Linked DNA regions of Homo sapiens: regions 2 and 3 are each linked to region 1. The links are chromatin contacts, found by Hi-C or POLR2A ChIA-PET in ENCODE. All regions are on one chromosome and are shown on one strand. The core of a region is the stretch at or near the end of the contact, and the rest is flanking DNA. Distances in the headings are between cores, read along the strand shown.

Region 1 (3,018 bases), core at 195-2,694:
TCTGACGTGCCTCGGCCTTCTTTCCCAGGGCTCCCCGTATTCCCCAGGGGCTAGGCCTGGATTTGGGTTGGTCCTTGAAGCCCTGTCCTCCTCCCCCAATATTTCAGTATTTCAACCTCTACCCCAACCACACCTGGCAAGGCCTCCGGTCTTCAAAGCTGGCTCAGGAGCACTTCCTTGTCCAGGAAGCCCCTCCCTTTCCAAGAGCTGCTCCTGGCCCCTCTGCAGGTCCAGGTCTGGGGTCTTCAACTCATCCATGGCAACCCAACTTCAAATAATATGTGAATGAGCAAACCATCCAGGGTCCCAACAGGCCCCATTTTTAGGAATCCTTGCGACAAGGACCAGCAGAGCCTCCTGCCCCTAACCCATCCAACACTGTTGTCACAGGCATATTTCATTCCGGCTGAGGCCCTGAGGCTCCTGTTTGGATGTCACCCCTACCCCTTACCAGAGGGAAATCACTTTAAGCCATCACTAACTCCTGACAGTTCAGACCCCCTGCCTCAGGCCATTTCTAAGAGGAGAAAAGGGTTGGAATCAGGAGGGGAGTCAAAGAGGGAGACCCCACCAAAGTAGGGCAGGGGAAATGGACCTCAGGCCTGCTTCACGAGCATGGTGTGACCTTGGGAAAGTTGCCTCCCTTCTCTGGGCCTAGCTCCCCCTTGCCAAGAGCAGACAGTGCAGGGGGCACAGGGGCCGATTCACAGCAGGTACTTGGTAGAAGGCTGTTCCCTCCTCTTCCTGGTTCCCAGAGCCCAGGACTCCAATGCACATTCCTGTATGGTGCTGCCTTCCAGAATGTCACCAGCCTGCAGGCCAAAGGCAGAACTGGGTCCCGCTTCACACCCCAGCAGAGAAAGGTCTGGGCCAGGACCACCACTCAGGCATCCTCCAGACCCTGCTTTGATTCCAGCAATGATGAGTGGTCCATGGCTGCCGCCTTGTGGCCTAGTGCAGGACTGCAGCCAGCACGCTGAGCTGGGGCAGTGGCCTTAGCAGAGCAGGGGGCGCCTCCAGTCTCACCCACTCAGGTGGGCCTCAGGGCTGGCTGGGCAGTGCAAGGTCAGATCCAGGAGCGGATTCCAGCCCCTCAGCACTTGGATAAGGGGGTCCAACCTGTCCTGGCTGGAGGCAGAAGGGTCAGACATTCGACCTGTGGATCTGGCCAGAGCGACCCACAGGAGGTGGGAGACTCAAGGGGCTTAGCCCCAGCCTGTGAAATAGGTCAGTAGGACTCAGGGAACCGGTTCCAGTCTCCTGCCATATACCTCCCCTTCCTGAGACAGCGAGAGGGAACCTGGAGTCCAGCTCCCCAAGTCTTCCGCTGGACCCAGGCTCCCCACTGAGCTGGATGCCTGAGTCGGAGGTCACATGGCCCATCCCCACCCACTCTGCCCAGCCCCACTGGCTGAGGCTAAGGATGGAGGTCAGCCTGTCCGCCCACTGAGCCCCCGAAGAGCGGGTGGTAATGAGGCTCTAGGCAGAGGCGGGAATGTGGTGTCTGGCACCTCCCCAGGGAGTCCCAAACCCATCTCTGAGCAACTCATTATTTCCTCTGCAGGCCAGGGCCTCATCTTCTTAGTGGAGATGGCCAGGCAGTGCCCAGTGAGGGCAGCCCCCTGGTGCATGGCAGGCCCCACCTCTGGAGGGGTAGGCACTGGGGCCACAGGTGACCCAAAGGTGCTTCTTCTCAATTTCCTCAGGCTCCTGTGGCTCTGACCTTGTGTCTCCAGCAGGGGGCTGCTGCAGGGCTGCCAGGCCTGAGTCACTGACACACCACACCCAGGCCCCAGCTGGGACTCAGACTCGGACTGCAGCAGGACAGGGGCTTGTGTCCAGCCAGGGTCAGTGCTGGCCAGGAAAGGACCGGCATTCCCAGCCTGGCTGCAGGATAGTACAATGGGGAAGGCATGGAGTCAAGCCAGGGCTCTGCTTGGGGAAGGGGGTCGTCTGAATAGCTCAGGGCCTGGAGAAAGCAAGGCCTAGGTTCTCAGCTTCAGGCACTAGGCACTCACCCCTGGGCTTCCCGACCTCCTGTCCCCTCCTACCCCAGGACGCCCAATCCCCTTAGCCAATCACAGGCCTCAGCACCATAGGGTAAAATATACAGATATATTTATATTATCAAAAAGTCCCCAAATTGGGGAAGGGGCATCAGGTAGTCTGGACCCCCCACTCAGCCCAGACTGGAAGGAAGGCTGAAGTCCCCAAAGCGCAGCTCTCAGCCCTGTAGAAGCTCAGCCAAGAGCTCCCTCCCCGTGAGCTGAGTGCTCCTCTACAGCACCCGCTTTCTGCTGTTCTGGAGTTTGTTGGGAGGAGCAGGGGGCTCCCTTCCGGCAGGGCCCCAGGGCCTCACGCCTCTGAAAGGGTGGTGGTCCTCCCAAGTTCCTGACTTATGCCCATCTCTCCAGCCCCACAAGGACAGTGAACCCGGTGGGGTGAGCAGGTTGGGCCAAGAGGTCTGAACACCTGGACAGAGTTGGGAGAGGTTCCTGCCCAGGCTGACCCCTGCTGCCTCCCACCCCTGCCGGGGAACCCCATGCTGCAGTCAGGATGGAGGATGTGGGTTGTGGGGTGCAGTTTCCCATGCACCCCCCGCTGGCTCACATCAGGCCTTGGAGCATAAGGGGTGTCTGAACAGAAGGCTTCCAGCGGCGGAATCCTAGAGCCAAGGATGGGCTCCTGTGCTCAGACGTTGCGCAGAAGCTGCAGGAAGGCAAGAGACCCACAGGTATTTTGTGAAGGCCCAGAGGGGCTGGCGCCCCGCTGAAGCTGCTGCAGCTGCTGCAGCCACTCTCCACTGCCAGCCGGGGAGCACTCCAATCAGCCAGGCTCCCAGCTCCCAGGGCCAGGCAGAGGGGACTCCCAGCTTCCAGGGCCAGGCAGAAGGGGCTCCTTTGAATGGTGTGAACCAAAGAGGCCTATGAGGGCCCCCACCAAGGCTGGAGGGAGGGGGCCGGAGGGCAATCGGGGAGGGCAATCAGGGCAATCATCTACTGTGGAGTAGAAGGCAGG
Region 2 (3,018 bases), core at 223-2,722, 54 kb after region 1:
GAAGTGACTTGCTCAAGTTGTCAGTGACATACCCCAACCCCCAGCCAGGCTGGGCTGGCCCTGTCCATGACTTCCTCCATGTCACTTCTCACAGTAGGCACTGGCCTGGCAAACAGGGAGCCCCCAAAGTTGTCTGCTGACAATGAGTGAGTAAACCACATCCTCCCATCTTCAGGTGGCTCCAGGCCAGCTCCTCCAAAAAGTCTGCCCTGACTGCCCCCTCAAGCTCCTAGTCCTCTGAGGCTGAGCCCCATATCTCGGCACTGCTTCTGCTCTCTCTTTGGTTGCTTGTTTTGTGGGGGTCCACCTCCACCCAATCCCCCATGTATCCTGGAGTATCCTGAGAGTCCATACCCCTTCTTATCTCCTCTGCTGTCCACAGTGGTGCCCAGGACCTGGCTGGGCTCACAGGTGCACTCAGTCCCAGTCCAGAGGTAAGGGTCGCCTGGAATCTCTAATCCTTGTCAGCCAGTCCTTCTTCACGTCTGGCTTGAGTACTTCTTGCTGGAACCAAAACTTTTGCCCTTCTGTCCTCTACCTACCATTTCAACCCCAAGGTCAGAGTTCAAATCTCATCACCCCTTCTCTGTCCCAGCCCAGCAACTCCATGGTAATATCTCTACCCACTACTGACTAGTGACCTGTTTCACCGGCCCAGCAAGAAGATGACCCAGAGCCTTAGCCAAAGACAGGCACCCTCCAGCTTCCTTCTTTCCCTAAATGCACACCATTTGGCAACCATGTGCCCAGCCCCTGCTAGATTTTCTCCTTCATCTCATTTGTTCTTTTTTTTTTTTTTGAAACAGGGTCACTCTGTCACCCAGGCTGGAGTGCAGTGGTGTGATCTCAGCTCACTGCAACCTCAGCCTCCTGGGCTCAAGTGATCCTCCTACCTCAGCCTCTCCAGAGTAGCTGGGACTACAGGGGCATGCACCATGCCTGGCTAATATTTGTACTTTTTGTAGAGATGGGGTTTTGCCACGTTGCCCAGGCTGGTCTCGAACTCCTGAGTTCATGCGAGCTTCCCCTCTTGGCCTCCCAAAGTGCTGGGAGTACAGGCGTGAGCCACCGCACCCAGTCCCTCATTTGTTCTTATAACAACCCTAAGGCCTGTGATTCTTCTCTATGTCAATGTCATGGAAGCTGTGTGAGGTAGAAACTCACCAGGTCACCTGCTGGAGCTCACGGGGCCTTCAGAGGACGTGACTGCTTCTGTCTGGTGAAGTAAGGGAGGCTTCTAGAAGGAACCCCTGACTTGGGCCTTGAAGGATAAGTAGGAGGTGGCCAGGTGGAGGCCATTCCAGGCAAAGGGGACTGGGTGTGCAAAGCCCAGGGACAGAAAAGGACCTGGTGAATTTGGTGACAGGAGATGTCAGTGGGGTGGGAACAGAAGATGTTTAGAGAGAAAGGCTCAATGGCTGGCCCTCCGTCACCTGCATAGTCTGCTGACCGTGTGGGTGTGGCTCTCTCTTGAGGCCTCCCTGAGCCTGTTTTGCATTCTGATTTGCATGAGTCAGCCCTGGATCAGGGCAGCCTTAAAGGTCCTAACCCTTTCCACACCCAGCTCTGGAGTCCTCTTGGCCAGGCCGCCTCCCCTGATTGCATCCTCAGCTCCCCTCCGCACAGGCCTCTGCCCTGGGTTCAAGGAAAGACCTAGCCCTATGGGGAGCAAGGAGGGGAGGAAGGCAGGCTAGGGGTCCTAACTGAGGCCTCAGCTTGTCCACCACCACCTCCCTTATACAGCCTCATCCCCTACCCTGGGCCCAGCTGTCCCAGCACAGGCAGGCAGGGCAGCGACCCCAGCATCCAGACCTCAGGAAACTCCTCGGAGCTCCCCAACAGGAACCAAGAACATACACAGCCAGCTCTGGCCAGGCCTGGGTCTACAAACCACACCCCACTGGTACCACAAATGCACACCTCACACTACCTCAAGGGCCACACATCTCCCAGGGCCACACACACCTACCACCCCACCCAATGGCCACACCTCAGATCTGCCCTTTCCCACCACACACAGCTCCTACCAGCAATTCAACTGTGTGCAACAACCCCACAGCCCAATACCCCACCCTTGGCCCCCTCCCCGGCCCAGTCACCAGGTGATACCTCTGCATAGGGCCTCTTCGGTCTGCTGCCCTCCTGGGCCTTCTCCAGGCTCCGCTCACTCAGGCAAGAGTGTTAGAGGCACTTCCGCAGATATGAGGAACTAGTGGGGGCTGGGTTCCCAGCCCAGAGGGTGCAGAAGTGGCCCCCACGCCTCTGCAGAAGCCACCTCCCTCCAGCCCTGCCAGGAAAGGCAGCAGGTACAGCCTTCGAGTGGGCAGCTGACCGATCTCTGGGCCAAGCAGCCTATTTTCCATCTCTCGGGGACTGGTGGCCACCACATAACAGTCTCAGGAAGGCACACTGGGGTCTCCTGTCCTACCCCAGGCCGCATCTCTGCCCTATAACTCTCCCTGGCACCAGGAGATTCCTGTCCTGGCCCATGTGTGGTGTGGCCTGTCTTCTGGGGTCTCCGGAGTGCTGGTGGCTGATGGGGAGCAGCCCCTCAGGGCAGTGAGGACTGAGTGGGACCCCAGAGCCGGGGGAATGAAGAGCTGCCTCAGCTTGCTGGTGGGGAGTTGGGGGTCTATCAGCAATGTCCCTCGGCTCCAGGCCTGGGCCCCCTCCCCACCCAGTATGCAAGGCAAGTCTGGTTCCAGTCCTGGCTCCACCATTTCTTGTCTGAAGCCTGGGGCAAGTCACATCACATTCTGAGCCTCAGTTTCCCCTCCACAAAGTAGAGCTGTCACTCCCTGCCTCCTAGAGCCTGGCACCCAGATGACCATGACACGCCACCGCATGTGTACTGGAGGCCAGCGTGCTCTTCTGCTCACTCCTCTGCCGTCAGGCAGTCACTTCCTGTCCCTAGCCCTAAGGTCTTGGCTAGTCCTGACCCTGGGTGCTAGGCTTGTAGCCAGGCTCTGGGCTAGACTCCCTCCACATCCTGAGGTTCTCGGTTACCCCAGACACCAA
Region 3 (3,018 bases), core at 223-2,722, 34 kb after region 1:
CTGTGAGACCCAGTCCTTCACTCCTGAGCTGTCACTTGGAGGGCCACAGAGAATGGCTCCTGGACAGCTGCATGGGCTGTGGCTCGGATCGCTTCAAAGACCCCATGGCAGACGAAGGCCTGCCACTGCCCTGGCGGCAAGCTGCTCCCTACCCAACGGGCCTCTCTGGGAATCTGGGGCCAAGGGGTGGGCCTGTGGGAGTCTTGAGTCGGAACGTACTCTCACAGCTGGACCTATGAAGACCCCCTGGTGGGCACTGCACCAGGCCGTCTCCCCTACATGACCTGAGTCCCTTTGGGGCAGGGGCAGCATCTGACTTGGTACCCCCGCAGCCCAGTCAGTAGCAATAGCATGTGGACAAGGTGGGTGGACAGGTGGGCAGGTGGAAGGGAAGGCAACGGAAGGGGTGAACGATGACCAAGCAACTGAGGGAGTGCCTGAAGGCCCAAGAGCATGAGCTGGGGTGCTGGCCCCAGCTGGTCACCTGCGATTCCCTTAGAGACTTCTTGATGGGCAAATCAATCCATCACTGCTGCCTCCCAGAGCCCAAGAGGAAGGCGCCTTGGAAACCCGGCCTGGGATCAGCAGAGAGCAGAATTCCAAGCTGTCAGGCCAGGGCCAGTCAGACCTCAGTCCAGGGAGGTGGGGACAGGTGCCATCTCTCCAATGCCAAGCAGGATTGAGGGAGCCTGGCTCCCAAAGCTCCCCCAGGTCTGAGGGCCAGAGCTGAGGGGAAGGTGGTAACCATAAATAAAAACTGCCCACCTGCTCGTCCGCATCCCTGGGGTCCGGCAGCATCAGCCCCCCTCCTCTGGCACCACAGTGCATCTCCCATCACTGTCCTGATCAACTGCGACGGGTCTGTGCATCTTGGGCAGCAGGCACGTTCCCTGAAGCAAGCTCCACACCCTCCTTCCTCATTGGGGTAACTCCAGCACTCAGCAGGGACTTACAAACACCTGGATTCATTAATTGTGTGTATGCGTGTCTACATGTGTGTGTTCCCAGCCATTTTCTGAGCACTTGACATGGATTCTTCATTCATCTACTCACAGCGCTCTGTAAGGCTTGTCATGATTCCACTTTACAGAGGAGAAAACCGAGGCACAGGGATGCTAGGTTATTTGTTCTTGGTGCCACAGCTGGGATGTGAACCCTGGCAGCCCAGTACCACAGCTGAGCAAATGAGGCCATGCCAGGGTCCCAGGGCTCCTCTGAGGCCAGCCTCCTCCCATGGGCAGCCAGGTCTCAGGACCCATCTGAGAGGGAACACATCACTGCCCTGCCCACGGCAAGAAGGGAGAGGGAAACAGATGCAAAGGGCTCCTCTCCCAGCAGAGCTTCCACAGGGAAGGGACCGTGTCTCACGAAGGTGGAACACAGGGGCCTCTCGGAAGCATCTGGGAAATTCTAGCCACCTTCTCCAGGAAGTCTCCTGGCTGCTCCCTGCCTGCCTGCTTACCACAGGGTATCAGGGCACTGCTGAGTCAGGACGGAGCCCAGGAAAGGAGAAGTGCTTTCAGGAAGGCACAACATGTGGGAAAACCCCAGGGAAAAGGCAGTGACCCCCTACCGAGAACAGGGCCCACAGAATGCCCCCGCCATAGCCCAAGTCCCAGCCTCTCACTGCTTGCACCCCTAAGAGTAGGCCCCGCTCCAATCCCGAGGTCCAGCTGAGGCCCGGCTTGGATGTCACCCACTGACTTGTCACCCACTGGACCACGTCCTCAATGGCGCCACCTCCAAGCCTTCACACAGTTTCATCCTCCTCTGCCCTCTCCCTCCCGTAGCCCACAGAAGCCCACCTCCACCTCAAAATGCAGCTCAGCCGGCCTCCTCCTCTAGGCAACCTCCAAGATTCTCCCACAGAGCTGCTCCCCACTCACCCCGCACTGCAGCTCCCTCTCCCCTCTACCCAAGGGGCATGTGAACCCACCTGCTTACCCACTATTCCCGAGAGACTAGGCACCCCGGGCAGCTAAGGGGTTGGTTCACCCCAGCCTGGGCCCTCAGCCTAAATCTATTTTATAGAATCAGAGAAAATACATGCAGCAGACCTCATGCCTGGGGGTTAGGTGACATGGTGGGTAGGCAAAATGCAGAATGGGTAAGAGGAGGGTGCAGCTTGTGCAGAAGTTGAGAGGCAGACCATGGACATCCCATCCTCATTGGGGTATCTCCAGCACTCAGCAGGGACTTACAAACACCTGGATTCATTAACTCTGTGTGTGCGTGTCTACGTGTATGTGTTCCCAGGCATTTTCTGAGCACTTGACATGGATTCTTCATTCATCTACTCACAGTGCTCTGTAAGGTAAGGCTCGTGATGATTCCACTTTACAGAGGAGGAAACCGAGGCACAGGGATGTTGGATTATTTGTTCTTGATGCCACAGCTGGTATTTGAACCCTGGCAGCCCAGCACCACAGCCGAGCAAACAAGGCCATGCCAGGGTCCCAGGGCTTCTCTGAGGCCAGTCTCCTCCCATGGGCCACCAGGTCTCAGGACTCATCTGAGAGGGAACACATCACTGCCCTGCCCAAGGTCACCCTCCTCTTACCCATGACCACATAATTCATTGTATAAACCACAAACACTTCTAAGAGTTAAAAGAGGCACTATTAATAACTATGTCAGGGCAGCAGGCATAAACAGGGCCTGTCCCACGTCAAATGAGATGTGTGGTTACTCAATTAACTAGAGACAGGGCTTGGAGCCAGGCAGACCTGGGCTTGAACTCAGCTCAACTCATTGGTTTGGGACCTTGAGCAGGTCCCTTCCTCTCCGAGCCTCAGTCTCCAGGCTTACTGATAATTCAGTAAAGGAGGGCCACTTGCACATGGCATCAACAGAACCTCTTCACCTTGAAGGAGACCCAGGCCCTACAGGCTGAGCCAGGAACCAGCTTCATAGCCTTAGCGGCCTCTAATGCCACCTCCTTCTCCTTCACCCCTACCCGTTCCTATCTTTCTGTCTATACCAATCTCTGGCCGAAAGAACCAGGTGTCACTGTGAGAG

The links. Hi-C counts contacts between places; a loop is a spot of excess contacts on that map. ChIA-PET counts read pairs that join two places held with the same protein, here RNA polymerase II (POLR2A). Pooled maps may share reads with other maps.
Region 2: a pooled map shows a loop between it and region 1 (2.0-fold over the local background). The contact joins two enhancer-like sites. A Hi-C loop is called at or near these places in 4 of 168 maps with a recorded cell type or tissue (B cell, CD4-positive, alpha-beta memory T cell, CD8-positive, alpha-beta T cell and 1 more), 1 of 37 single-sample maps with no recorded cell type and 10 of 50 pooled maps. POLR2A ChIA-PET finds 5 or more read pairs at or near these places in 5 of 52 experiments (GM12878, HEK293, OCI-LY7 and 2 more).
Region 3: a loop to region 1 is called in a map of CD8-positive, alpha-beta T cell, with 7 times the contacts of the local background. The contact joins two enhancer-like sites. A Hi-C loop is called at or near these places in 5 of 168 maps with a recorded cell type or tissue (B cell, CD4-positive, alpha-beta memory T cell, CD8-positive, alpha-beta T cell and 2 more), 1 of 37 single-sample maps with no recorded cell type and 9 of 50 pooled maps. POLR2A ChIA-PET finds 5 or more read pairs at or near these places in 13 of 52 experiments (A673, BJ, Caco-2 and 10 more).

What each region holds. Positions count from the first base shown.
Region 1 is chr11:72,682,973-72,685,990 of GRCh38, forward strand. ARAP1 (ArfGAP with RhoGAP domain, ankyrin repeat and PH domain 1) reads right to left here. Exons shown (of 35, transcript NM_001040118.3): 35 at 2,097-2,709. The coding sequence ends at 2,692. Among named protein-coding and RNA genes, the nearest start is that of PDE2A, 10 kb to the left of the region's middle. RefSeq lists an enhancer at 1,762-2,321. Within about 2 kb of position 1,445, at least 10 of the 41 ENCODE cell types and tissues checked have a DNase peak (open chromatin) inside an H3K27ac peak, as active enhancers do.
Region 2 is chr11:72,736,844-72,739,861 of GRCh38, forward strand. The region is part of intron 1 of ARAP1 (ArfGAP with RhoGAP domain, ankyrin repeat and PH domain 1); the gene reads right to left. Among named protein-coding and RNA genes, the nearest start is that of ARAP1, 14 kb to the right of the region's middle. RefSeq lists enhancers at 1-26, 197-296. Within about 2 kb of position 1,473, at least 17 of the 41 ENCODE cell types and tissues checked have a DNase peak (open chromatin) inside an H3K27ac peak, as active enhancers do.
Region 3 is chr11:72,716,704-72,719,721 of GRCh38, forward strand. All of the region lies in intron 3 of ARAP1 (ArfGAP with RhoGAP domain, ankyrin repeat and PH domain 1), which reads right to left. Among named protein-coding and RNA genes, the nearest start is that of ARAP1-AS2, 18 kb to the left of the region's middle. RefSeq lists enhancers at 421-921, 1,226-1,726, 2,811-2,880 and a silencer at 2,501-2,580. Within about 2 kb of position 1,473, at least 2 of the 41 ENCODE cell types and tissues checked have a DNase peak (open chromatin) inside an H3K27ac peak, as active enhancers do.